Linked DNA regions of Homo sapiens: regions 2 and 3 are each linked to region 1. A link is a loop called in an ENCODE intact Hi-C map of the cell type or tissue named here. Cell type or tissue: IMR-90. All regions are shown on one strand.

Region 1 (8,000 bases):
GTTGTTACTCTTTATAGAATATCAAGTAACTTCTCTGATCTTTTCCTACTTAATTGATGAACTATTTGAAAGAACATAATATTTTGCATTCTAACGTTGTAGACCTGGCCAAAATAAACTAGTCAAACTCTCTAATTGTACTTTTCTACCCAGTTAGACTTCTCTGTAATTTCTTTTGTCTCTTTAACCCAGTGGGCACCACATAGGCCTTTCGAATATAATACAATCCATCAAGTCAGCAAAATAGTGTTTCCTAGTCATGCCAGCATGCTTCTCTTTTATTATTGTTGAACCAATGGCAAAGTAAACCAAGTTTTTTATTTAGAAATCATTGCCCTACTAGACACAACTCAATGATTTGATCCAGCCCCAGTCCCTGGCATGCTAGGGAGTGCAGCTAGAAAATGTGTTTCAGGGGCCGCAGGAACAGTGGGCTGATGCATAGAACCTGTAGCAATCCGCCAGCAAATGGAGGGGGAGGGCAGTCTGGTCCTGGACAAGGAACACCTGGGGCCGATTCACTGGGTGCACTGATCATCTATCCCCCTGGCTTAGTAAACAGTTCTGATGTGCACTCCCCCGTGTGCCCTCGGCACGGCTACCCCAACACTCACACTGTGGCTGGAGACTCACACGTCCCAGAAGTAAGCCCACTTCTGGATATCTGGACTCCTCTCCAGTTTGGATGTGGTAATTAGAAAGTAGGAAATTGTCCCAAAGAGGCTGGGGAAGGAAGAGTACCCTGATTGTTCCCCAATCTGAGTGCAGGTGGAGCTGTGACCAGGAACCAGCATACTCATTTGGATCTTGTTTCTAAGGTCATCCTTCCTTTACACTGCATGAGCCAAAATGAATTCGTGTGTAGGACTTTGTTACTTCTGTATTTAACTGGTTTATTGGAAGTAGTAGGAACACACTGAATTTTGTAGTTAAACACAGTATCTTTGTCACTGAGATGTTGTCCTTCAAAGTTTTGAAAAATAAACCTATTTAGAATGGTTTAGAAGCCAGAACTGGACACCTTTAAGATTTTTGGCCTTTGATTGTAATGCATACTGATGATTTTGCAGTACATGAATTTGACGTGGGGGCTTTGAATTCGTATTTGGTCCTGGACTTTTGTTATTTAAATAGTTAACATACAAATAATGTAAAATCAATGTGAATATAGGCACCTGTGTCAGAATACTAGCAACTGTTACCCACACAACGGGCAGGTTTGGTCACTTGGTGGGTTTCAACCCAATGACCACATCAAGGAGGATTTAGCAAAGGAATTTTATAACTTGTCACAAGTGAGAAGCTCACAGAGCTTAGTTCCCAAAGCAGTATCTCCCCAAGCTGGAGGCTGGGTCAGGTTTTATAAGCGTATGGTAATGAAGTGTGATCTGATTGGATCTTGCAATGAAGTGATGCCGGGAAGCACCATCTGACTGGATCCTGCCATGGGGTGGTGTCAGAGCTCAATCTGATTGAATCCTGCATCCTGCCATGTGGTGTCTGCTTCTTAATTCAGTCCCTGATTCTTGTTTCGGAGCACTTAGGTTCCTGCTATGGTTGCATGCTTGATTCATCTGGGGCTGCTCAGGTTATTAACATGACTTGAGGATCCGTGGCAACTGTAAAACAACTCATAACTTTGCTACATAAAAGTTGAACATGATTGGTCTGGTGCAATTACATACATAAAGATCAAAAGAGACCATAGCCTTTTTTCTCAACCAGGGTTTCACGTTTGGGAAAGCTGGCGAGATCCTCACCAGAAGACTGCGGTCAATGGCTTTTAAAGCAATGCTAAGACAGGTAGGAGTGTGCGCTGGAGAATGCCTTCTGATCTTTCACATTTCTTCCATATTAAGCTTCTTACTGTTCTTATTGTTATGTCGATATGCATGTTTTCCCCCCAGGGTATTCACGCAAGGATGGGGCAGAGTCCTGCAAATTGTCCTGGTCCTTCAAGAGCTAAAGACTTCTCATGTTTTTTTTGTTTTTTTTTTGTTTTTGTTTTTTTTCATAGAAATAGGCTTTATTTGGGTAGCTTTGGCTTATTCTGTAAATATCTCTCTCCATGTAGACACTATCATTTCGAAGACCTGTATCTCTTTTCTGGATCCTGTGCAGGCCCTGGTGAGTCCATTGAGACTCCAGGATGTCTTTAAACCAAGAAAAACCTAGTTGATAGCATTTAATCTCATGTACCACAATCTACCATACTAACTGTAGGTATCCTCAAATGTTAATAATTGAGTTTTGTTTATTTCTTATTTGAGGTCTATTTTCACATTAATTCACTTGTTTGTTTATTCAAACATTACTTATCATGTACCAGACACTGTGCTGGTGGCTGGTACTGTATAATCCATTATTTGCTCTCCTCGTAAGTTCACATTCTAGTGCCTGACATAGGAAAATATGCAAACATGAATTATCTATTTTTATAGAAAATGCCTAAGAGAGGGCCAGAATATTATCCATTCAATTGACAGGAACTGATTACATTTCTGTTCACAAATGGGCACATAGTAGGTAGTATATTCTGATTAAATCTGTCTACAAATCCTATTTCAGTATCTCCTAAACTCTTGCTATGCAGGAAAAATTATTTTATGTGAAGGTAAAAGATGCCATGGATGAGTAGCTTACAATTAAAATTAAGTCTCAGACATGCTTCTTTTTTTATCCCTGTGGCTAACTGGAGATCAGACACACTTTCAATCAGTGTTTAACAAAAAATCAAACAAAAGCTTGGTGAGAAACCAGTGCTTATTTTCTCCTGCCTAGAATCTATCAGAACAACATGTCCAAGACAGCTCCACCACCCTTTATGAGAGACAACACCATATCAGGGCAGAAGTGTCCATAGTGAAAGACCTGATGATTGGGTGAATGGAATGCCTACCAGCCTCCCAGCCTTGGGAGGAGCTGGCAAGGAGCATGGCAGCCATCTGGGTGAGCCCTGCCCCCCTAGACCAGAGATGCCCTCCCTGCTACCACAGAGCAGTCAGGAAGCTGGGTTCTGCTAGATTCTGGGGGTGTGTGCTCAGAGCAAGGCCAGGGACTCTACACTGCATATGAGGTCTCCCCTAAATTTCCTCAGCATTGGAGCTTTGGGAGGCTTTGTCTGGTTTTCTTTGCTTGTTTTAATTTTGAACTAACATAAACGTGTATTTTATGCCATAGGACATGAGCTGGTTTGATGACCATAAAAACAGTACTGGTGCACTTTCTACAAGACTTGCCACAGATGCTGCCCAAGTCCAAGGAGTAGGTAGACTGCACTCTACTTGTAGTTTTTTACATAACATGGTTTTAGATAAGCATGTAGCATACCCACACTTGTTAAGATGCTTCCAGCTAGAAATAGCAGAAAGCTCAAATCAAAACTGCTGTAAACAATAAGCAGAAGATTAAACTTCAAGGTTGATTGACCCACTGCCCCCTCCAGATTTAATCCAGAATCCAGGTTCCCTCATTGGCTTTGGCTTTATCCCAAGGCTGATTCCCTGCAGTCACAGGATGGCTGCTAATAGTAATTAGAACTACAGGCTTCCTTATTTCCCATCCAGTGAAAGAGAGCACACACCTCTACCTCAACCACCAAACAAAAACCCTTTGCTGAAATCTAATTTGGGCTAATTTGGGTCACATGCCCCACCCTGAACCACTGTCTCCAGGGGATGGTGGTGTTCTGAGTGGCCTACGTCCCCCACCCCTTTAGCTGAGGTGGGTTACTTTGCAGCTCACTGCTTCCACACAACAGGAGAAGGAGGAATGGATGCAGAGAGCTGACTGCAATGTTGCTACAGCCACCTTTGTTTTCTGAGTGGTACAACACTAATTCATCCTTATATGTGCTTTGTGGTGGATGTCTCTTAGGACACGTACCCTTTGTAACAACAGATGGTCTCTTTCCCTTTTACACTTTTGAATTAAATGGTCTTTAAAATTACCCAGGTACATTGGAGTTAGTTTCCTCTTTGAACATTGCATCTATGAAAAAATACATGCACCCCCAGTGCCCATCCACAAAGCAGAGAAGTTGATTACTTGGTTCTAGAATGTTGGTTCAGGTGGGCAGGAGAGGAATGAGAGTGTAAAGGCACAATGAAGAAATGTCTGCAGAGCCTCATGAGTTAAGCACAGGTGTTGTGGGTTTATTGTAATGAAAGTAAGCCAATGTAGCTCAGGCATAGAACCCACTCATCATTCTGACCAAGAGGCTAAGGCTGGAGCGCATGCATTTGGAGCTTAAAACTACAGTTGCTTTGTGCTTTTTCTCTCCCAGGCCACAGGAACCAGGTTGGCTTTAATTGCACAGAATATAGCTAACCTTGGAACTGGTATTATCATATCATTTATCTACGGTTGGCAGTTAACCCTATTGCTATTAGCAGTTGTTCCAATTATTGCTGTGTCAGGAATTGTTGAAATGAAATTGTTGGCTGGAAATGCCAAAAGAGATAAAAAAGAACTGGAAGCTGCTGGAAAGGTAGGTCAAATAAGATTTCAATTGGTGTTAAGTGTTGTTTTTAGACATGTGTTTTATTTGAATTATTTATCATGATATGCAGGCTTTAATAATTAAATGTTTGTGCCCACTACAACTAATAATTGTCAATTGTGTATGAAATATTTTACTGTATTAATGTCTAGAACTTAAATATAAGGTGATTAACATAAAACGTTGAGCCTATAGAAAGCACTTAACATAGTTATGATAAAGAACTTCTGAATATTCAAAGTGCATTTCATTTTACTTCATGTCCAAATGCTACTGTTTGGACAAATGTCATCCCTGTTTCACAAACCTTCATGCAGAAGACTGTAAGTGAATTGTTCAGGGTCGGACATGTGCTGGCATTTAAGAGATCCTCTTCTTTTTGGCTGTGATTTCTATAATTAAGATGGCAGCCACCAGATGGCAGTAATGCCTCAATTTTGTGGTTCTCACTATAATGGCAATTGGGCTTAACATTTACTTGAGCCTTACTACGTGCCAGTTATTGTGCTACATATTTATATGCACCAATTTATTACATCTTCACAATAATCCTATAAGGCAGGCACTATTGTTATCCCAATTTCAGAAATACAGAACCTGAGATTCAAACAGAAGTTAGAGATTTGGCTGGGATTTAAGTTCAGGTCTAGTTTCAAAGCTCTTACCTCTACTATATGGTCTCTTTATATGTGTTTAAGTGTCTAAATCTACACATAAACATTTTATTTACAAGTACATGCACTGAAATGTTCACATGTAGATTATAACCATGAACATTCTTAGTCTTATTTATGTAATTATTATCCTTTATTGAAACATGAGGAAGTGAAGCAGATAATAAATATAAATTGTGATATAGGTTTTATAGCATTGCACTTTACAAAGCCCTTTTACAAGCATTACTGCAACTGACCTTAACTAGTTATGAGAAGTGGAACAGACAGTATCTCTATAGGGAAGAAGGCGTCAGAGACTGGGTGAGTGACTAGCTTCAGAGGCACCATATTAAGAGGGAAGATTAACATTCGGACTAACCATGTTTCCACTAAACCAATTATGTCTGGTGAAATCCTTTCTTGTCCTCTTGTAATCAGCATCAGCTGCCGCTGCATGCAGCGTTAGGTATAATAGTATCTCCAGGTTTCCATCAGAATTCACTCTCCTCATTTTCACGCTGCATCCTCTCCAAGACTTGGAGCTTGCTAGGACAATATGTGGTTCCCAGGACTTGGGAACCCCTGGGTGTCTAGAGTTCTTGAAGATTCTCTTGGCTGCTGGCTGTGGGTACTTTAGGGCATCATTTCCTTGACTTCTGAGTGTCTCAACTAACTGCTGAAGAAACACTGTGTAGCTCTGTTTCCTCCCCTGCCCCTCAATCCTGCTTCTTTCCACATTTCATATGGGAGAATGGTCAGTTGGATGGAATGAAAATAAACTTTTCTTAGACAAGTTACATGATAGAAAACATCTTGAATCTAGTTAATAGTCTTAGCTCCATTAATTGTTAGAATTTTGTCAGAGTAGAGCAGGTAGAATTGAGCAGTATTGAAACAAAACAAAATCTTGGGTTATTAGCTTTGGTCTTGCTATTCACAGTGTGTGAGGCTGGAGAAGATCCCCAACTTCTCTAGTCCTCATGTCCTACCTTAGTAAAATGAGAAATTGTACCAGATACTGCCCCAAGTTCCTTCCAGCTAAAACCCTGTTATTCTAAGCATCAGAGATTGAATAACTCAGACTGGCCAGTTTAAATTTTTTTAGTAGCTACTTTAACCTAATAGGGTTATGAAATATGAAAGATTAAATATGAAATATGAAAGATTTTAAATATGAAAGATTAAAAATGTTTTAAATGTTAATATCAGCAGTTCAATCATAGTTTAATATTGTTTACTCAGTCAGCACTTGCTTAAGAGTCGGAAAGAAGGTTCTAGAAAAACCCCAAATCACTATTTAAAAAGAAACACTCTCATTTACCTGGGTACAGTTTCATCATCATTAAAGTACAACAGGGTTTGAGGTATTCCCATCCCAATTTTCCAAAAAGGGCTTGGTAGTGAGGGTGTTGGTTACTGGGCAGGGAGTGGGGAGGGAAGACTGCCTCATAACCATCTTGACCCAGGGCTTGTCTGGTCACTGAGATTAAGGGCCCTCTGTGCCACAGCTAACCCGTAAGGGAGTTGATCCATGACTAGAATGTCAAGAGGAGTGTCAAGTCATTACTGGTTTCTCCTTGTGTAAATTACACAGCAGGGGTAGCAGAATAGCATTATGGCTTAGGAACATGGACTCCACATCAGATAGTCTCAGTTGGAATTCTTGCTTTGCTACTTATTAACTTTAGAACTTAAGGCAATTCAGTTAACTTCTCTGTGCCTCGGTTCTCTCATCTGTGTAAATAGGAATACTATTTCCCTTTCAAGGTTGTGAGGCTAAATGAGATCATATTGGTGAATGAGGTAATACTTGGACATAGTAAAAGCTCAGTAATTTTTCTCTATTCTTGTAATTGCTATCTGTTATATCTTTATTACAAATGAAAAATCTATGGTTATTCAGTCTCAAGCATCACATATCTTCCTTTCAGCTCATTGCAGAAGCTAAGAACTGAGGTAAAAAAAAAAGTCTTAAAGCTGTTAAAAACCTAAAATTAAGATCTTATGCTCCATGTGCTGTTGGTTTAGATGACTCAACTACAGAACTAAGATTTAGACTAAATAGCTAAGTCACAGACAATCAACATTTGTCAAGGGTGGTTTGGCTGTAAGAATCAGAGAACTGCTCTGGCTGGTTTGGGTAAAAGCGATTTGATATAAGGACACTCCAAAGTGCAAGAAATACAGGCAGTTTGTGTGTAACTGGCTCTTACAGCCACAGGCTCTAATATCTGAGTCTTCCTATACATCTATTCCATTCCTCGGATGCTGTATATTCAGACCAGCTTCTTACACATACCCAATGTGACATCAGCCTCTGAAGCCCCAGGGCCTCACGGTTCAAACTTGTGTCCAGGGCCAGGAAACCAAATCTGATTGACCCAGATTAGTCAGATGTCTGACTCTGATTTAATCACGGATTTAAAGCATGCTCATGTTGTTGACAATTGGGATCTCCTTCCCATTGTGGGTGGACAGCTTTTATAAGAAGTTATACTCAGGGAGGAAATAATTGGCAGCTCCAATAGGCCCTTAGAAATCACAGCCTAATCCTTTCTTTTAGGACTCTGCCTTGTGAAGAAAGCCAGGCCACAAAGGGGTTGTGACTAAGGCCAGTCATGTAACTGCCTGGTGGCAGGCTGGGAATAGAACCAGGCCCTTGGTTCCCAGGCCACAGTTCTTGCCCTTAGCTGATCAGCCTTCCTGAGCATACAAAGACTTGCCTACCATACTTAGCACAGCCAGAAGTACCAGTTTTGTCATAAAGCTAGTCTTGAACAGATTATGCCTTTGGTTTTTAATTTAAAGGAAATTAAAGCCTATCAACGTAACCTTCAGGATAC
Region 2 (8,000 bases), 110 kb after region 1:
AGTTACTGGGCAGGCAAGGGGAGTAGGTGGACTTTCCGTGGAGTGAATGGCCTGCAGCAAAAGGGTAGGTGGCACTTCCAGCTGGGCAGGGGACTCATATCTGTGGCAGCAACGCTTCCTTTTATTGAGTCCATTATGCCTAGTGAGGGAAGCCTGCTGAAATAATTTAACCAACTTCTGCAGATTCACTGCCCCATATGGTCCACTAACAAAACCTTTCTATATTTTCAGAACTGCTACAGATTTTGTGTGTGTATGTGTGTATACATGTACATACATGTGTACACGTGTGTGCATATATATGTAAAATAATTGCAATATTATGATTGTGAGAAAGGTGCCGATTTGCCTTTTTAAAGCCACACTTTCAGCCAATAAAACAAAAAATTCCCTGAAACATTTCAACCCAAAATTTCGTTTTCAGAAACCAGATACCTATCTAAGTTATAGAACTGACATTTAGAAGTGCTTATAAATGAGCTTCTAAATGAAAAATAATGTTGAGTAATGGAAAATCTGGAATCCTTTATTTAAATTCAGCATCTTCTTCTGGGAAATAGGGATAATGATACTTACTGGCGGGTTGTAGTAAGATGCATAGTGAGATACATGGTATGTTGTTGTTGTTGTTGTTTTGGAGATGGAGTCTTGCTCTATCACCCAGACTGCAATGCAGTGGCACAATCTTGGCTCACTGCAACCTCCACCTCCCGGGTTCAAGCAATTCTCCTGCCTCAGCCTCCCGAGTAGCTGAGACTATAGGCATCCACCATCATGCCCGGCTAATTTTTGTATATTAGTAGAGACGGGGTTTCACTGTGTTGCCCAGGCTGGTCTCGAACTCCTGAGCTCAGGCAATCCACCCACCTTAGCCTCCCAAAGTGCTGGGATTACAGGCATGAGCCACCACGCCTGGCCAATACAAGTTATGTTTTCTAAACTGATAAAATTATTAGAATCAGCATTCATTTACACCAGTGTAAACACAGCATTAGCCTCACTGACTATCTACATACAAAACCAGTGAGAATTGAGGTTCCAGGCAAGGTACATCTGACTCTTGAAAGCAGCAGAGCTTGACTCAACGTTAAGTTCTCAATTGTATGAACTTCAAAGCTTATTTGCGACCATATATGATAAGTAGAGTTAAAAATGAATGACTACAGAGGAGATAAGTGAGAGACCCCTTTTATAAAAGGGACAGTTGTCACCCATCTTGCCAGGAATGATGACAAGGAAGGATGGAAATTGTCATGATCCTAACAATTCACTGGACCCAGGGTCAACCCAAGCCAATAATACCAGAATTTCTTCATATTGTCCTGCCAAAGAGGATATTTTAGATGAATATAGAGCAGGCCCACCCCAGACCTATTGCTCTTCATAACAAGCTTTATATAGCCCAAGAGCTGTCTCCTCAGCTCCCCACCGTGGCCCCCTCCCAAACTGTTTAGTTACCTTTTGCTGCATAACAAACTACCCTACACTTAGTGGCTTACCAGAGCAAGTCATTATTTCTCATGAATCTATGGTTTGAGTGGGCCCTTCCAGACAATCCCATTATCCAGGTTGTCTTTTCTTTTCTTTACTTTCTCCCTTCCTTTCTTTCTTTCTTTATTTTATTTTATTTTATTTTTTGATGTAGTCTCACTCTGTTGCCCAGGCTTGAGTGTAGTGGCACGATCTGGGCTCACTGTAACCTTGACCTCCTGGGTTCAAGCAATTCTCCTGCCTCAGCCTCCCAAGTAGCTGGGATTATAGGTGCCTGCCACCATGCCCGGGTAATTTTTGCATTTTTAGTAGAGGCAGAGTTTCACCATGTTGGCCAGGCTGGTATCGAACTCCTGGCCTCAGGAGTTTATATATATATATATGCCTTGGCCTCTCAAAGTGCTGGGATTACAGGTGTGAGCCACCGTGCCCAGCCTCAAGGTCAGTTTTTGTTTTTGTTTTTTGAGATGGAGTTTCACCCTTGTAGCCTAGTCTGGAGTGCAATGGCACGATCTTGGCTCACTGCAACCTCCCCCTCCTGGGTTCAAGTGATTCTCCTGCCTCAGCCTCCCAAGTAGCTGGGATTACAGGTGTGAGCCACCACTCCTGTCTAATTTTGTATTTTTGGTAGAGATGGGGTTTTTCCATGTTGGTCAGGCTGGTCTCGAACTCCCAACCTCAAGTGATCCACCCGCCTCAGCCTCTCAAAGTGCTGGGATTACAGGCATGAGCCACCACACCTGGCCTGGGTCAGTTTTTTAGTACTAGAGCTGCTATCTGATCTCCACTTGTCCTTTTATAGTGCTTCATTTCTGGGGTGGTCAGAATTTCAGAGGCAATGATAATATAACCAACAAAAGACTGTTTGTGTAATCTGTAACCAACTTTACTAAAGAGCCATGAGTGACTATAGGAAATGTCAATATAGGGGGAAATAAACTTAAGTTGTATATTAATTATAAATGTTCTCATTATAGATTTTTAAAAAATAGTTAAGGCTTTCCCTGGACACAATCCATCTCCCTTCAGCAAAAGGGTAGGTGGCACTTACTACCTTCTTCAGAAAGGTCTTGGTGTCCACTCTCTTCAGAAAGAGAATAAATGGAGTTTCTTCAGTATCGCACAGTAGAAATCAAACCCTATCCTTCAGGAAACCCCTTAACAGAGATAAATGTATTTCCCATCCCTTCTCCAACAGGCATCTTAAGACAATAATTTGCCATAAACAATTTCCCAAATCTTAACATAGAGCGAGGAGAGGAGCTTTGCCAGATTGGCCCCACTGGGACTTTGACACTCCAAGTCTCCTGGTATCCTTTGAGAAATCTCTACAGGTATGAAATGAGGTTGTGTCTCTTCCTCATCCTTCCTGCAAGCTCCTAATGGATGTCTTCTCCCAGCCCCACATATACACCCTTTAAGGATAAACAATCAGAGATGGAAGAGTCTAAGTTCATATGAGGAATGAGAACCATTTCTCCAAGTTCAACCTCTCCAGCATCTTTCTCTTCCCTCAACTGAGAGAGTGCTTCACTTTGCAGATCAAGATCCATTCTTCTTTGTTGATTTTCTGTTTCCAGGCCTTAACCAGAAACCTATTGTTTATATATATATATATATTTAAAATCAGACCCATTAGAGTGTCTTTCCAACAATAGGTAGTATAAATCTGATGGCTGCTTTTTAGCAACATAAACTCCAAGCAGAAGCACTGATTGTCAGTTTGCCTTTACTTTGAACAAAATGAAATTCTTGGAGATTAGTCTTTATAAGCAGTAGATGAGCAGTTTAAAGAATTAACTTCTGTCTGTCCAGAGCCCACCCCAGAAGGGCTGGGTTGAGGAGGTGTGTTTTTCTTTCTGCACGTATAACTCTGTATTTATGAAGGCCATTCATTATGATCATTTTCCCCCAGTGGAAGAGAATAATCTAAGGAAAGGTGTGCCATATACCTAGAGAGCAGTCAAATATACCTTTAGAGCCTGTTTCCTGCCTACCTCTGTGCACTATTGTCCTCCCCCATCAGATCACCTAGTGAATGAAGGCAGTCAATCTCCATGGCTCCAGTCTCTGAAGCAGTCCCTTAAATGCCAAGTGTTGGCTTTACTTTTTCAAAACATTTTGACAGATTTCTTCTTGGAAACTAGATCTCTAGAACAACTTTATCCTGAAAGAAAGCAAGACATACATTGCCCCCCACTCCCACTTTGAAAAGTTCCTAGCATAAACACACACTTTACTAAGAATCTTAAAATACCTGACTGTAAGATAAATTAATTTTAAAATGACCTCAATAATTTAATCATAATTTGAATAGCTGATCATATCTTCTCTGGGTAATGACATGAGGAAAATACACAATTGGCCACAGCTGACTAACTACTTGGTCTTAGATTTAAAAGAAATGGATTTAGTGAGGAGCAGGGCTTTCTTTCCAGTACCAGCTGTGATGGAGCGACACCTTCTGGCACACATGGAGTACTGCATGCTAGAGGGCTCCTCTGCTAGGAGGCCCTCTTCAAGAGATCTCAATCAACTCCACTGACCCAAGTTCGGTTCCATCAAAAAGGTCAAAGATAGGTGACAGTGTTGGCTAGACAGTTAATAATTTCCATTGCTGACTTTACACATCATTCCTGGCTGGCCATTGGCCTTTTAGAAAAAAAACAAAGCAGCCTAAAGTACCAAGATCATCTAACATTATTAGAAATATTGGCCACATCCTCCCCACTCTTCACTCCATGTCCCACCCAAAAGAAAACTTCATATGACCAAAAAGTCAATGGAATCTTTGCAACAATGATCAGTCCAGAGCTCATTTTGGGTGATACAGGTAACAAACCAGTTGTTAAAAGGCATTTCATCTCATGTTATTCTGGTGGGCCCCAAGGCAATGGTGGCTGGGGGTGGAATGGAGGGGCGTGGAGAACACAAACACAATAATGGAATTCCTAATTTCAGAGGAGAAAAGCAGTGTATGGACACTTAAGTGTGTTAGTTTTCTAGGGCTGCCATTACAAAGTACCACAAACTAGGTGGCTTAAACAGTAGAAATGTCTTGTCTGACAGTCCTGGAGGCTAGAAGCCCCAGATTAAGGTGTCAATAGGGTTTTTCCCTCAGAGGGCTGTGCAGAAGAGCCTGTTCTATGTCTCTTTGCCAATTTCTAGTGGTTTTCTGGAAATCTTTGGTGTTTCTTGGCTTGTACAGATTTTTGCCTTCATCCTCCCTGTGTGTGTCTGTCTCAGTCATGGCATTCTTTTATAAAGACACCAGTCATATTGGATTAAGGGCCCACCCTACTCTAGTATGACCTCATCTCATCTAAGTATATCTGCAATGACAGATATATTCCAAATAAAGTAACATTTGGAGGTACTGGGGGTTAGGACTTTCATATATGAGTTTTGCGGGAGACACAATTCAACTCATAACATTAAAGAAATATTTTCTTGTTTAATCTCTTCTCCAAAAAGTGCAATAACTGTCTATGAGAAATATGCATGTGCTTATTCTAATAGGTCTCATGCTTAAACAACATGATGATAAGCCAACAGGTTATACTGGAGATAATATTGAGAAGCAAGTCAGGACACAAGACCATAGTAGTCCTCAATACCAAGAGCAGCAGTGATAGTTGCCTGCTCCTGCAGTACAAGCTGAGTACAGCATTGCTAAAAGCCTAGCCGCATCCCTGGGACCCCTCCAGACTGAATGACGCAGACTTGGGTGAAGTACACAGTTGGAATGAGAATGGATTCAGGACTTATGACTGTTCCCTGTGGGTAGGGGCTGGCTGCTTGAGGGAAATGGTTGGGATTGATCTGGAAAGACCATGGACCAGGCTCTTTGGGTTGGGGGATACATAAGAGAAGGGCCCTCCAGGCTCTGATGCTGTACCTGCAGGACTCTGGCAAAGTCCCAGTTAGAAAGGACTTTGTCCCTGTTTCCATGGTGTTAATCCCTTTGAAAATTTCCCTAACCTTCAAAGAAAACGTGCCTCAATGAGACGGAAGGAATCAGAAGGTTAGGGAAGGAGAGGCTGGAATTCCTCATTTTATCCCTAGCTCCAACAGAGAAGGGATATTAGCTGGTTAAGTGGACTATTTAATGCATGGTGAGAAGTGCAGCCAGCAGTGACCCAGTAAGAGCAGTGGGGAAAACCATCTGATCCCACAGTGTGCTCAAGCCAAGAGGACTGTGACACTATAATGCAGATCTGCTTATGCATACACATTAGAGAAAACTGGGAAAAAGGGTAGACATCTGAGTTATAATTACAAGGGGAGTCTAGCTTGGAATAAATTACTGCCTTTTCCTGGAATCCTTATTTTGTAAAAGGTAGAAGGCGGCTTTCTTTTTTTTTCTTTTTTTTTTTATTATTATACTTTAAGTTCCAAGATACATATGTAGAACGTGCCGTTTTGTTACATAGGTATACACGTGCCATGGTGGTTTGCTGAACCCATCAACCCATCGTCTACATTAGGTATTTATCCTAATGCTATCCCTCCCCTGGCCCCCACCCCCTGACAGGCCCTGGTGTGTGATGTTCCCCTCCCTGTGTCCATGTGTTCTCATTGTTCAACTCCCACTTACGAGTGAGATCATGAGATATTTGGTTTTCTGTTCCTGTGTTAGTTTGCTGAGAATGATGGTTTCCAGCTTCATCCATGTCCCTGCAAAGGACATGAACTCATCCTTCTCTACAGCTGCATAGTATTCCATAGTGTATATGTGCCACATTTTCTTTATCCAGTCGATCATTGACGGGCATTTGAGTTGGTTCCAAGTCTTTGCTATTGTGAACAGTGCTGCAGTAAACATACGTGTGCATGTGTCTTTATAGTAGAATGATTTATAATCCTTTGGATATATACCCAGTTATGGAATTCTGGGTCAAATTTATTTCTGGTTCTGGATCCTTGATCTAAATCCCTGTCTTCCACAATAGTTGAACTAATTTACAATCCCAGCATGAGTGTAAAAGCATTCCTATTTCTCCACATCCTCTCCAGCATCTGTTGTTTCCTGACTTGTTAATGATTGCCATTCTAACTGGCATGAGATAGTATCTCATTGTGGTATGATTGGCATTTATCTAATGACCAGTGATGATGAGTTTTTTTCATGTTTGTTGGCTGCATAAATGTCTTATTTTGAGAAGTGTCTGTTCATATCCTTCGCCCAGGTTTTGATGGGGTTGTTTGTTTTCTTGTAAATTTGTTTAAGTTCCTTGCAGATTCTGGATATTAGCCCTTTGTTAGATGGATAGATTACAAACATTTTCTTCCATTCTGTAGGTTGCCTGTTCACTCTGATGATAGTTTCTTTTGCTGTGTAGAAACTCTTTAGTATAATTAGGTCCCATTTGTCAATTTTGGCTTTTGTTGCTATTGCTTTTGGTGTTTTAGTCATGAAGTCTTTGCCCATGCCTATGTCCTGAATGGTATTGCCTACGTTTTCTTCTACGGTTTTTATGGTTTTACATCTTATGTTTTATTCTTTAATCCATCTTGAGTTAATTTTTGTATAAGGTGTAAGGAAAAGGTCCAGTTTCAGTTTTCTGCATATGGCTAGCCAGTTTTCTCCACACCATTTATTAAATAGGGAATCCTTTCCCCATTGCTTTTGTCAGGTTTGTTAAAGATCGGATGGTTGTAGCTGTGTGGCATTATTTCTGAGGCCTCTGTTCTGTTCCATTGGTCTATATGTCTGTTTTGGTACCAGTACCATGCTGTTTTCGTTACTTTAGCCTTGTAGTATAGTTGGAAGTCAGGTGGCATAATGCCTCCAGCTTTGTTCTTTTTGCTTAGGATGGTCTTGGCTATGCGGGCTCTTTTTTGGTTCCATATGAAGTTTAAAGTAGTTTTTTCCAATTTTGTGAAGAAAGTCAGTGGTAGCTTAATGGGGATAGCATTGAATCTATAAATTACTGTGGGCAGTATGGCCATTTTCACGATATTGATTCTTCCTATCCATAAGCATGGAATGTTTTTATATTTGTTTGTGTCCTCTCTTATTTCCTTGAGCAATGGTTTGTAGTTCTCCCTGAAGAGGTCCTTCACATCCTTTGAAAGTTGTATTCCTAACTATTTTATTCTCTTTGTAGCAATTGTAAATGGGAGTTCACCCATGATTTGGTTCTCTGTTTGTGTGTTATTGGTGTATAGGAATGCTTGTGATTTTTGCACTTTGATTTTGTATCCTGAGACTTTGCTGAAGTTGTTTATCAGCTTAAGGAGATTTTTGACTGAGACGATGGGGTTTTGTAAATATACAATCATGTCATCTGCAAACAGAGAAAATTTGACTTCCTCTCTTCTTATTTGAATATGCTTTATTTCTTTCTCTTGCCTGATTGCCCTGTCCAGAACTTCCAATACTATGTTGAATAGGAGTAGTGAGAGAGGGCATCCTTGCCTTGTGCTGGTTTTCAAAGGGACTGCTTCCAACAGTTGCCCATTCAGTATGATATTGGCTGTGAGCTTGTCATAAATAGCTCTTATTA
Region 3 (8,000 bases), 180 kb after region 1:
TCCTGAATACAGCACACTGATGGGTCTTGACTCTTTATCCAATTTGCCAGACTGTGTCTTTTAATTGGAGCATTTAGTCCATTTACGTTTAAAGTTAATATTGTTATGTGTGAATTTGATCCTGTCATTTTGATGTTAGCTGGTTATTTTGCTCGTTAGTTGATGCAGTTTCTTCCTAGTCTCGATGGTCTTTACATTTTGGCATGATTTTGCAGTGGCTGGTACCGGTTGTTCCTTTCCATGTTTAGCGCTTCCTTCAGGAGCTCTTTTAGGGCAGGCCTGGTGGTGACAAAATCTCTCAGCATTTGCTTGTCTGTAAAGTATTTTATTTCTCCTTCACTTATGAAGCTTGGTTTGGCTGGATATGAAATTCTGGGTTGAAAATTCTTTTCTTTAAGAAGGTTGAATATTGGCCCCCACTCTCTTCTGGCTTGTAGAGTTTCTACTGAGAGAATTGCTGTTAGTCTGATGGGCTTCCCTTTGAGGGTAACCCGACCTTTCTCTCTGGCTGCCCTTAACATTTTTTCCTTCATTTCATCTTTGGTGAATCTGACAATTATGTGTCTTGGTGTTGCTCCTCTCGAGGAGTATCTTTGTGGCATTCTCTGTATTTCCTGAATCTGAATGTTGGCCTGCCTTGCTAGATTGGGGAAGTTCTCCTGGATAATATCCTGCAGAGTGTTTTCCAACTTGGTTCCATTCTCCCCGTCACTTTCAGGTACACCAATCAGACGTAGATTTGGTCTTTTCACATAGTCCCATATTTCTTGGAGGCTTTGCTCGTTTCTTTTTATTCTTTTTTCTCTAAACTTCCCTTCTCGCTTCATTTCATTCCTTTCAACTTCCATCACTGATACCCTTTCTTCCAGTTTATCACATCGGCTCCTGAGGCTTCTGCATTCTTCACGTAGTTCTCGAGCCTTGGTTTTCAGCTCCATCAGCTCCTTTAAGCACTTCTCTGTATTGGTTATTCTAGTTATACATTCCTCTAAATTTTTTTCAAAGTTTTCAACTTCTTTGCCTTTGGTTTGAATGTCCTCCCATAGCTCGGAGTAATTTGATCGTCTGAAGCCTTCTTCTCTCAGCTCATCAAAGTCATTCTCCGCCCAGCTTTGTTCTGTTGCTGATAAGGAACTGCGTTCCTTTGGAGGAAGAGAGGCGCTCTGCTTTTTAGAGTTTCCAGTTTTTCTGCTCTGTTTTTTCCCCATCTTTGTGGTTTTATCTACTTTTGGTCTTTGATGATGGTGATGTACAGATGGGTTTTTGTTGTGGATGTCCTTTCTGTTTGTTAGTTTTCCTTCTAACAGACAGGACCCTCAGCTGCAGGTCTGTTGGAGTACCCGGCCGGCCGTGTGAGGTGTCAGTGTGCCCCTGCTGGGGGGTGCCTCCCAGTTAGGCTGCTCGGGGGTCAGGGGTCAGGGACCCACTTGAGGAGGCAGTCTGCCCGTTCTCAGATCTCCAGCTGCGTGCTGGGAGAACCACTGCTCTCTTCAAAGCTCAGATGGAAATGCAGAAATCACTCGTCTTCTGTGTCGCTCACATTAGGAGCTGTAGACCGGAGCTGTTCCTATTCGGCCATCTTGGCTCCTCCTCCGAGTTTGGCCTTTCAATCACTGGTGGTAAAGGGTCCTTCCAGATGGATAATTTAGCAAAAATTTTAAAACCCCTTAAAAATATACTTATCATTATACCTAGCAATTCTATTTTCACAAGTAGACTTAACAAAGTCTGCTTTCCAAAGATTTTGCTACAGAGATATTCATTGCATCAATATTTTTACTTACAATAGTGAAAAACTGGATACAACCTAAATAGTGATAATACCTAACATTTAATTGAGTATTTACCATATATTGATCTGAGCACTTTATATAAGTTAATTCATTCAAACCTCATAGACAACCCTATGAGGGAGGTACTATTGAGGCTATTACCATCCCCATTTGACAGATCAAGTAACCTGGTCACACACCCAGTAAATGGAAGAGTTCATTAGAGCCTACATTCTTAACCATTCATTCTATTCCCTCTCCAAACTCTCTAATCTAAATAGCCAATGATAGGAAAATTGTTAAAATTAGTAATGCTCAACTTGTGTGTGTGTGTGAGTGAGAGAGAGAAAGAGAGAATGTGGGTGTCAGATGGGAGACAGAAGTGTCATGAGAGTGTTTCCAAATTACCTAGAGCCTCTCTTACTGGTAGGAATGTGTTATACAAGGAGAGAGAACCACTGGGTTACCTAAATTATAGTAAATTATACAAATACTATGTAATTATTAAAATGTATGATATATAGCTATATTGAGTTGTATTCTAGAACAGTATCTTTCAAATTCTTTTGACATGACCTATATTAAAAAATAAACATTTTACATCTCAATCTTGGCCATCCTTTAAAGGCTGAATAGCTAGTTCCCTCTAATATAGCTGTGTTAGTTGTTTACAATGGGTGTCTATGCCTATGTTATTTGACCCACATTAGATTAGATTAGGCATAACATATGCCTATGTTATGTTATGCCTATGTTATGATATTTGAATATCACATATTTAGGTTGGTCCAAAAGCAACTGTGGTTTTTGACATTTTTTAAACTGCAATTGCTTTTGCACCAAATACATTTATATGCACGCACTCGCGCACACACACACACACACATACATCTAAAACAAAATTTCATGAAACAATACTCAATCTTTGTTTTTTGTTTTTTGTTTTGTTTTGAGACGGAGTCTCGCTCTGTTGCCCAGGCTGGAGTGCGGTGGCGTGATCTCGGCTCACTGCAAGCTCCGCCTCTGGGGTTCACGCCATTCTCCTGCCTCAGCCTCCCGAGTAGCAGGACTGCAGGCGCCCGCCACCACGCCCGGCTAATTTTTTTTTTTTTGTATTTTTAGTAAAGACGGGGTTTCACCGTGTTAGCCAAGATAGTCTCGATCTCTCGACTTCGTGATCGGCCCGCTTCGGCATCCCAAAGTGCTGGGATTACAGGCGTGAGCCACCGCGCCCGGCCAAAATAATACTCAATCTTAATAAATGAGATGCACTCTTATATCTTTCCATTTCATTATTACAATTCTGGACCAAATGTATTGTTGTCAACTGCTCGTTGATTTCATCATCCTAAGTTAACGTACCCATAGTTTGAAAACAATCCTGGAAGAAAATTATGGCTCTTGTAATACTGAAAATGTCCACGAGAGGGCACCACAATTCTAGCCAGACACATAATATACCAAGGGATCTCCACTGGGAAGGGCAGGAATGTTGACCCTTGCAGGGCACAGTCCAACCAGGGTAGCCAGTCTCTATCTTGACCAATCACCTATCAAAACGCCTGATGCAAAAAAACTTTTTTGATAAAGAGGCTGTCAGGGTCCATCAGAGTCTCTGTGTCATGAATCTGAAATCGAACATGCAGAAAGATTTTATGTGGTTGACAGAGTAGGCAAAAGGTAAAAGTCCTTGAGATAAGGAGAGGCTAGAATGGTAATAATGGGTCATTTATAAGCTAAAGGTTTCAATAAGTTGAGGTTATGGGAAAATAGAAGCTATGAATAAGCAAGAGATATAAGTGGGGGAAAGACACAGGACTGGAAAGCCTGTTGACAGGAAGAGATAGGCATTACTGTGTAATCACATTAATGGCAAAACCCTAGGGTCAGGCCCCAGACTCCTGCTGCCAGCAGCTTCAGTCTGTAAAGGACAGGCTGACTCCCTTTTTAATGCAACTGGTGATTTTATAATAAGTTCACTTTGATGCTCATTTACCATTCTGAAAACCCCAGGGCCCTTAAGAATTATGCAAAATCTACTTTACCTTTGCTCTATAAATGGAACAACAAAGCCAGAGTGACAGTAAATCTGTTTACAGCATCGTTTCCTGAATATTTTAAGCCCACTGTTGAGATCTACAGCTTAGAAAAAGAGACTCCTGTCCAAATATTAATGTTCATTGACAATGAACCTGGTCAAACAGACTTCTGGTGAGATATACAAGGAGATGAATGTTATTTTCATTAAAATACACCTCAATCCATGGGCTGCAGGATGGATGCTGCTAACACAACATCCATTCTGCAGCCCATGGATTAAGGGATATTTTTGACTTTCAAGTATTATTATTTAAGAAATACATTTTATAAGGCTACAGCTGCCATAAATAGTGATCCCTCTGGTGGATCTGGGCAAAGTCAATGAAAACCCTGCTGGAAAGGACTCATCATTTTATTCTATTTTATTATTTTTTCTCACACAGAAAGACAGCATGGATTTATCATTTTAAATGCCATTAAGAATATTTGTGATTCATTGGGAGGAGGTCCAAAAATCAACGTTAACAGGAGTTTGGAAGAAGTGGATTCCAACCTTCATGAATGATTTGGAGGGGTTCAAGACTTCAGTGGGGGAAATAACTGCGGATATGGTAGAAATAGCAAGAGAACTAGAACTAGAAGGGGATCGGAAGATGTGACTGAATTAATGCAATATCATGATCAATAAATGGGAGTTGCTTCTTATGGATGAGCAAAGTGGTTTCTTGAGATAGAATCTACTTCTGGTGAAGATGCTATAAACATTGTTGAAATGACAACAAAGGATTTAAAATATTACATAAACTTAGTTGATAAAGCATTGGCAGAGTTTGAGAGGTTTGACTCCAGTTTTGAAAGACATTCTACTATTGGTAAAATGCTATCAGATAGCATCACATGCTTCAGAGAAATCTTTTGTAAAAGGGAAAGTCAATTGATGTGGCAAACTTCATTATTGTTTTAGTTTTAGAAAGTGCTAAACTTTAGTGCCGCCCTAACCTTTAGTACCGCCACCCTGATCAGTCAGGAGCCATCAACATTGAGGCATAACAAGCAAAAAGATTACTGAAGATCACTACCGGCTCAAATGATAGCATATTTTAGCAATACAGTAATTTAAAATCAAGGTATGTGCATTGTATTTGTAGATATAATGCTATTGCACATTTAACAGACTACTGTATAGTGTAACATAACTTTTATATGCATTAGGAAACCAAAATGTTTGTGTGACTCATTTTACTGCAATATTCATGAACTGAATCTTCAGTATCTCTGAGGTATGCCTGCAATGCCATTCTACTAACCACATACAAATAGAATCATAGTGTCTTAGTTTTGTTTGTCAGAAGCACACCCTCAGATATGGACTATAATGCAAGTGGTTGATTTGGGAAATGGGCCACAAAAACCCAGTAGGGGAGCTGGGAACTGAGATAGGGGAGGAAAGGAGGCCAGCTTAGGGTTGCTATCAAAGAAGTTACCACTGTGGGCAACTATATCTTAATCACATGGAGGAGCTCTGGAACCAGAATATATACCTTAGAGTTATCCCATCCATGGGGTAAAGGAGCTGGGGTATTTACACATATTACCTGTGATTCCCTGGCACTTCTGGCCTTCCATGCATGCAGGCAGAGTGATTTCAGCAAAGAGAAGCCCCTGGGCAAGGAGTTGCAGTTACTGGCAGTTGGAGGGTGGATTGGCCTGCACTGAAATGGTAGTGTCCAATGGGATACAAGCAAGGCATTGCCAGTGTCTGCTACAAACTCCATGAGATTCTGCAACTTCCTTTTTTGGTTGTTGTTCACCATTACGGTTGTGTGATTTACCCTTGTTGGTATGTTGATATATATAACTGTGGTTTGCTTATTTTCATTGCTATATTCTATTGTATTAGTATGTTTCATCTATTTATTTGTTCTATCTGTTTATGGGCATTTGGGCTGTTTCCACCTTTTTGTTGTTACAAACAATGTTCCCTTGCAGCTTCTTGCACAAGTCTCTTGGTATATTTGTGCGAAAGTTTCTTCTATACACCTAGGTTTAGAATTGTTGGAGGAAGAGATAATGCATTTTAAACTTAACTATATGATGATTAAAGTAGTGTTCCAGTTACACCCACACCACCAGCAAAGTATGAGATTTTCTAATATTTTATATCTTTGCCAAAACATGCTGTTGTTAGGCTTTTAATTTTCGCTAGTTTGGTGGGTGTAAAAACAATAAATAAAGAAAGTTTTGGCCTGGTATAGCGGCTCATGCCTGTAATCCCAGCACTTTGGGAGGACAAGACAAGTAGATCGCTTGAGCCCAGAAGTTTGAGACCAGCCTGGGCAACATGGCAAAACCCTGTTTCTAAAAAAAAAAGAAAAAATTAGCTAGGCATGGTGGCACATGCCTGTAATCCCAGCTAATTGAGAGGCTGAGGTGGGAGTATCAGCTGAGCCTGGAAGGTCGAGGCCTGTTGTGATCTCATCACTGCACTGCAGCCTGGGCAACAGAGTGAGACCCTGCCTCAAAAAAAAAAAAAAAAAAAAACAACAAAGTTCTTCATCTTTTGGGAATATACATATATTTTAAATTTAAAATGGGGTCCAGTTCAATATTTGTTTCTGCCACTGCAACTTAAATTTTCTAAGAGTAAAGATTGGATCATAATTCTTGGAGTTGTAACTATAAATGAATGAAATTGTCTTGCTCATGTAACTTGCCAACAGGTTCTAAGGTGAATACAAAAGAAGACTTTCAAGAGGGTGAGTGAGTGAATGAATGTAGCAATTTGATTTAGGTGTATAGTCTAAGGATGACATTGAAGTATGACACTAATGTTCTGGGGTCTATTAAAAATTCAGTGTTCTTATTTTATAGGTAGGTTTTATACTATACAGATGATAGGTTTCCTATTCTGTATGCAATCGTTCTCTTAGAACACTTTTCACTTTTGAACAAGTGGTTTTTCTAGGGGCTGTGAACAGGAGAAAACTTTGTCAACATTAACAGATTCTTGAAACATTTTTAATGAAGGGAAAAGCAGTTCCCAGTAGAACAATTGTAGTTTCCTAGGGCTGCTGAAACAAATTACCACAAACTAGTGGCTTCAAACAACAGACATTTATTTATTCTCTCACAGTTCTGCAGGTCAGAAGTCTGAAATCAAAGTGTAGTCATGGTTGTTTTCTTCAGGAAGTTCTGAGGGATAATCCTTTCCATGCTCCAATCTCAACCCCATTTTCACATGGCCTTCTCTGTGTGTCTCTATATGGTCACCTACTCTTAAAAGGGCACTAATCATTGGACTTAGGGACCACCCCAATCCAAGATGATTTCCTCTCGAGATCGTTAACTACACCTGCAAAGAGCCTTCTCTCCAAATACGTTCACTGTCTTACTCAGGTCAGGCTGGTATAACAAATAACATAAATCGGGTGGCTTAAACAATGAACATTTATTCCTCACAGTTCTGGGAGCTGGAAGTCCAAGATCAGGGTACCAGTATGGTTGGGTTCTGGTGAGGGACTTATTCCTGGCTTGCAGATTGCTGCCTCTGGCTCTATCCTCATGTGGGAGAGAGACCGAGATAATATCTTTCATGTATTTTCTTATAAGGGTACTAATCCCATTCAAGAAGGTTCTACCCTCATGATCTAATTACCTCCTAAAGGCCCCACTTTCAAATACCATCACATTGGGGATAGGGCTTCAACTTATAAATTTGGGAAGGACATAAACATTCAATCCAGAGCAGTTGACAAAGATTCTCTGCTTGGCCAAACTTTAGTCAGGCTCCTGACACTTCTCCTAGGCTCATCTGTGCACTTCCTTGTAAAATCCAGTTGTAGAAGAGAACTCTGCTAGGTCAGGATAGCTAAAAGCCCCTACATATCTGATCATGCTCTGTAGCTGATCGGGTTCCTCATCCTCCATCATTCCCCAGGTGATGTCTGATCACCCTGGTGTGTCTTCAGCAAGGACACCGGTTTAACCAGAATGCCCATCTGATATTTCCTTTTAGTAATTTTCCATGCACTGAGTCCCACCTTACTCCTTGGCTATAAATTCCCACTTGCCTATTCTGTATTCAGAGTTGAGCCAAATCTCTCTCTGCTGCTGCAAGACCCCATTGTAGCAGTCCCTATACCAATCATGATGTTTCTGGATAAAGTTTTCCATGCTGTGCTTTAACAA

Evidence for each region. Hi-C counts contacts between places; a loop is a spot of excess contacts. Peaks named below come from ENCODE experiments on the same cell type or tissue, not always from the same donor. Only the 100,000 strongest peaks of a DNase experiment are listed, where the experiment ranks them.
Region 2: a loop joins it to region 1, with 13 times the contacts of the local background. A loop is called at or near these places in 109 of 110 quality-filtered maps.
Region 3: it touches region 1 in a loop (7-fold over the local background); 12 of 110 quality-filtered maps call a loop at or near these places.

Annotation. Positions count from the first base shown.
Region 1 is chr7:87,413,801-87,421,800 of GRCh38, reverse strand. ABCB4 (ATP binding cassette subfamily B member 4) reads left to right here. Exons shown (of 28, transcript NM_000443.4): 19 at 1,726-1,803; 20 at 3,181-3,264; 21 at 4,286-4,489. Among named protein-coding and RNA genes, the nearest start is that of ABCB4, 58 kb to the left of the region's middle. In IMR-90, a CTCF peak has its summit at 4,914 (motif pointing right); DNase peaks (open chromatin) are centred at 4,920, 7,240 and 7,520; H3K27ac peaks cover 1,506 bases; H3K27me3 peaks cover 166 bases.
Region 2 is chr7:87,308,412-87,316,411 of GRCh38, reverse strand. No RefSeq gene overlaps it. Among named protein-coding and RNA genes, the nearest start is that of TP53TG1, 33 kb to the left of the region's middle. In IMR-90, a CTCF peak has its summit at 3,954 (motif pointing left); a DNase peak (open chromatin) is centred at 3,921; H3K27ac peaks cover 254 bases.
Region 3 is chr7:87,232,253-87,240,252 of GRCh38, reverse strand. No RefSeq gene overlaps it. Among named protein-coding and RNA genes, the nearest start is that of TMEM243, 17 kb to the right of the region's middle. In IMR-90, a CTCF peak has its summit at 3,194 (motif pointing right); a DNase peak (open chromatin) is centred at 5,082; H3K27me3 peaks cover 644 bases.